Linked DNA regions of Homo sapiens: region 2 is linked to region 1. Evidence: chromatin loops called from intact Hi-C (ENCODE). Cell type or tissue: A673. All regions are shown on one strand.

Region 1 (2,500 bases):
CCGACAGCTGACTCACCGTGGCGTCGTCCTGCTCAGCAAACACGTTGACCAGCTGCACCACGTAGAAAGGCATCCAGCAGATGACAAACACCATCACCACCATCATCACCATTAAGGTGATCTTGCGCTCCGAGCGCTTGCGCTGCTGCCAGCCGGCCTTGAGGGCCACCATGCGCATCTTAGCAATGATGAGCACGTAGCACAGGCAGATAGCCCCCACGGGCAGCAGGAAGCCCATGAGAAATGTGTACAACACGAAGCCCACCAGCCAGCGTTGAGCGGGCTCTGGCATGAGCATGTTGCAAGCCACCGTGCCGTCGCTGTTGGCCGCGGTGCGAGAGAAGACCACGATGGGCAGGATGACGAGCAGCGATAGCACCCACACGCCCAGGTTTACTACCTTGGCCACGGTGGGCCGGCGGTAGCGGGCCGCCTTGATGGGATGCACCACGGCCACGTAGCGGTCCACGCTGAGCACAGTCAGACAGTAGATGCTGGTGAACATGTTGACCGCGTCCACGCTGAGCACGAGGCGGCAGAGCAGCGCACCGAAGGGCCAGTGGCGCAACAACGTGGAGGTGACTAGGAAGGGCACGCTGAGCATGAGCAGCTCATCAGCAATGGCCAGATTTAGGATGTAGATGTTGGTGGCCGTCTTCATCTTGGCATAGCGCAGGATCACGTAGATGACCATAGAGTTCCCACACAGCCCCACCAGGCACACCACGGAGTAGATGAAAGAGATCAGGATGGCGCTGCCCTGGCCCTCGCTCAAGGTCCCGTTCTGGGACGCATTTCGCCCTGGCTCCTCCATGCCGTCCGCAGCGCCGGCCCCGGGGCCCCTGCTGCCGCCGCCTTCGCCGCAGCTGCCCGGGCTGGGGCTAGGAGAGGAGGAAGGAGAGGAGGCGGTGCCATTGGGGAACATCCCAGCTGAGGGGGGCCAGTGGGGCTGCCAGGGCTGGGGCTTTCTCCTCGCGCACCCGCCGCCTGCGCCCTCCCTCCCCACCCGACCGCTTGCCTGCAGCCCACAGCCGCCCAGCGCCTCCGGGTAGAGCGCAACCGCTGCGGGGAGCGCGGCTCCTACCGGCGCCGGCGGGGCGCACAGCCCAGCGGTTGCCTGGGCTCTGCAGTTTGCAGCTCCGGGGTGCCCGGGCACAGGCGACCGTGGAGAGGAGAGGCCAGGATGTGGGAGCACCGCACGGCACAGCCATTAACTGGCGCGGCTCTGGACTGGTAAATGATTAATAGGCACCACCAGCGCGTCAGCAGCTACGAAAAAAGGGGGTGGGGTGGAGAAAGGGAGGAGAGCACATAGGTGGCTTGTCCCCCCCGCCCCCCATTTTTTTCCTTCCCAGTCCTGCACTCTGCTCAACTTTAGTGGCTCCTTCCGGGGTTCCCTCGCAGCACCATCTGCCTCTTGCTCTCAGAGGAACCAAGAGAGTTCCTCGGCCTTACTGGAGGGCGGGTGGGAACCAAAGGTATAGATTCTGTCTCATTCCACTCCTCTCCTACCCAAAGCAAAGACTCAAACGGATCCATGAACATGGATGTCTGGAGTTCATCTCAGTTTCCCTCCATTGCTGCCCTTTTCTCTGGAGACCCCAGCTTCTCTCCCGTCCCGCAGTCCAGAACCCTAAATTCCCTCTTCCCACCCTCGCTTGCCTTGCAGCTCAGACCCGCCAGGGAAGTTCCGGGCCCTCCTTACCCAAAGTGCGCAACCTCCAGACTGAGACGTAGATGGTCGGTGCAAAGTGCATGTGCGGTCTGTTAGCAGGTTGACGATCTTCGCGCAGACCAACTCCCTTCTTTGCGCCTGGCCCCAGCACAGGTGCCCACGCAATTACTCTTAGAATCGCGGAAACTGGCCCTAAGCTGCGAGCGTTATGAGAAGAAAGGACAACCACCGTGCGTTAGGGGCTTCTGCGCTATAACACAGCAGGCAGCTTAGGCTATTGGGAGTGTTCAGGGACCTGAGTGAACCATTCGCAAATCTCTTAATAAAGCTCGTAGCGCTCAGAGCCCCCCGTGTCTCCCACAGGAATATCGACTGCAGAAACGAGGACGCGCAGCTGGGAGCTCTGGAGGAGCTTGAGACTCCCTCCAGAAACGTGCCAGGCGCGGTGTTGGGAATCCACCTAGGTGTTCACTCGGGAAAGATAAGGCTGCGCCGCTTGGAAGGGCTCCACCCGCGTCCCTGCTGTACTTTGTACCCTGGAGAGTTGGCGGGTTCTGGCAGACGAGAGTTTAAAGGCTTGGGCGGGCGGGGACGCCAGCTCTTCTAAATCCAGGTGAGGAGCTGCCGCCGTGCGATGACCAGACCTGTCACCAACCCCAGGAACGGCAGGGCGACATTCGAGTTTTTCCGGGAAGAGCTAGGATGTCAGCTCTTTCTGAGGCTTGATTTGTGAGCTGGCTCTGGGTCACGTGCCCAAACCATTAGGAGATATCAATGTAGGCAAGCCTGAAGCTCACTGACTTCATTTAAGAATCAAAACGGTTT
Region 2 (2,500 bases), 810 kb before region 1:
TAATGAGATGCTGCTACAGCTTTCTGCAGTGTTGTGTGTTCGTGTTCTTTCTGCCTGCTGTGTCCACTCTGCAGTGTGGGGATTTTTTTGTGGGCTGTAGCCACAGGAAGGGTGTTCTAGTGAAGAAATGCCCTACTTGCCTGGAGTCTGAGCCAAACATGGACACTCCTTTGCACAACTTTATAACATCTTGCATAACATCAGTAGGTATTTTTTGGCAGTTGTGGCTAAAAAAATAGCTCAGGGATATTATCATTCAATAATGTTATATGCAGTAGTATGTAGGTTACATACCTGCTGATAGACTAGGGATAAATATGACTTATGGAGCAGTACCTTGTACTAAAAATAGCACTTGCTCATGATTGTAGAAAGTTAGAACTAACCTACCACTCAGATATCTGCGGGGAGAGAAGCATACAGGATTTAATCAATTATCTTCCCAAAACACTCCCTGGAAAGAAAATTGTAATTTCATTTAAAATAATCAATGAAATATTTTTCCATGTGTTAGATGACTTATATACATTAGCGTGTATTCTCCCTTATTTCTGAATCTTGTGATTTAAAAAAATTAATATTACAATTTTATTTCTAGCCAAGTGTTCTTTACTATTAAATTTTAGAAGGGTTGTGAAAATTTGTGTTGGGAGTCACAAATTATTCTGCGCTTTTTTGTTCTATTGGGAGATATTACATTTCTCTCTATTATTTTCACTTTGTACTTATTTGTAGGGTTGCTGAAATAGCTTTTGAACTGAGTGAACATTTTAAATTCACTCTGTTTTTTAATATTATTAAAGCTTCTTTGAGCAAATAAGAGAATGACGAAAGAAAGAAATTCGAGAGGGATAAACTAAAAAGAAAGAGGAAAGCTTTTCATATCTGAAAGTGCTAAGGATAACTAAACTTCAATCAAGAGACAAATGTAGTTTGAAGGCACTGACACTTCATCACCGCAGGGAGGCAGTAGCTCCTTCTGTAATAGGAAACTCAAGGCTTTTAGTATCTTTCTCCACTTTAAATTCTGAACTTTTCTATTAATAATTCTTTATGTGATTTTTTTCTATCAACACCCAAGCTTTAGTCCTTGATTTTAAAAGGTAATCCTTGCTCATGTCTGAAATAATTGGACCCCAAAAGTAAAACATAGTTTGCCGAAAGGGTACAAAATTGAAAAATGACTTCAGCTGCACACCATGCATGAAAGACTTTCAAAGTCTGAGTTCCCATAAAAAATTATAAATAAATGAAATTCTTTATATGCTCTGTAAGTCAACTGTTTTAAAAGCAGCAATTATGGATTCTATAGCACAACAAGAAAGGTTGGGTGGGATTTTGAGGTCACCTCATCCTAGCATCTTCACATGTGACCACATTTTTAACCTATTTCTTGCAGAATATTTAATATTTTGGCCACATTTTCATTTTGGTCACAACCTAAGTATAGATTTAAAAGTGCAGTAATACTTTTGATCCAGCAAAAGCACTAGACCCATAGTCAGGGGAATTTATGTCAGAAAGTGATATCTAGTGGAAGATTCTAAAATGTTAAAAATTCTCTCCTACTCAGTTTCCATGCTTGAGTGAATTACTTATCTGAGTGGGGGGCTTCTTCTGTGGGGATAAACAGCTTGGTAAACGTTAGAAATAGTGGTGTCTCAGATATTTCTAAGTATCTATGTCTGAGTATTTGCTATTTCCAGTAGAGGTAATGCAGCAGAGTTTAGATTCAGACATTTTCTTTTTAAAATATAATCAAATATATTTTCATCTAGTGAAGAAGGAAAAACAGATATGTTCCATATCTTTTAGGGGACAAGACTCCACTGATGTTGACTTTAAGCACAAATGCAAACAGCAGAGGAATGGCAGGGTGAAATGTATAGGAGCACAGACTCTGGAACACTGTACAGATTCAAAGCCCAGCTTTGCCATTTCCCAGTCGAATTACACTGGACACATTTCTTAACTTCTCTGGGCCTCTTTCTTCAGCTGCAAGATGGGGAAAATCATAGGCACCTACTTCATAGAGTTGTATGAAGATTAAACAATTGAGTACCTATAATATATTTAGAACACTGCTTGGCGCTTAATATATGCCCTGTAAGTGCTGGCTGTCATTCAAATGAGAGGCATTACTCTCCAACTCTTCATTGTCTATCAGGTACTCCACATTATTATTATTATTTTTGCAGAGACAAGGTCTCACTTTGTTGCCCAGGCTGGTCTTGACTCCTGGGCTCAAGTGATCCTCCTGCTTTGGCCTCCTAAAGCACTGGGATTACAGGTGTGAGCCACCATGCCTGACCCTGGTACCCTACATCCACATTATTATCTACATTTTACATACCAGGAAACTAAGGCTCAAAGACCTGTGACAGGTTGCACAACTGGTAAGTAGTGATACCCACAGATTGCACTGTACAGATTGTATACAAATATATCATCACGTGCATTAATAACATCTTTATTACTAATATGTCTTTACTGATAATGT

What was found. A loop is a pair of places that touch in the nucleus more often than their neighbours do. Peaks named below come from ENCODE experiments on the same cell type or tissue, not always from the same donor. Only the 100,000 strongest peaks of a DNase experiment are listed, where the experiment ranks them.
Region 2: a loop joins it to region 1, with 5 times the contacts of the local background. A loop is called at or near these places in 2 of 110 quality-filtered maps.

Annotation. Positions count from the first base shown.
Region 1 is chr14:38,207,815-38,210,314 of GRCh38, reverse strand. SSTR1 (somatostatin receptor 1) reads right to left here and starts at 2,411. Exons shown (of 3, transcript NM_001049.3): 1 at 2,211-2,411; 2 at 1,706-1,872; 3 at 1-1,269. The coding sequence starts at 925. It overlaps LOC124903303 (a long non-coding RNA gene), which reads left to right and starts at 1,028. Exons shown (of 2, transcript XR_007064117.1): 1 at 1,028-1,233; 2 at 2,039-2,500. RefSeq lists enhancers at 1-260, 261-964, 1,948-2,500. In A673, a CTCF peak has its summit at 1,084; a DNase peak (open chromatin) is centred at 1,094; H3K4me3 peaks cover 2,500 bases; H3K27me3 peaks cover 1,399 bases.
Region 2 is chr14:39,014,027-39,016,526 of GRCh38, reverse strand. No RefSeq gene overlaps it. Among named protein-coding and RNA genes, the nearest start is that of SEC23A-AS1, 88 kb to the left of the region's middle. In A673, a CTCF peak has its summit at 958; a DNase peak (open chromatin) is centred at 956.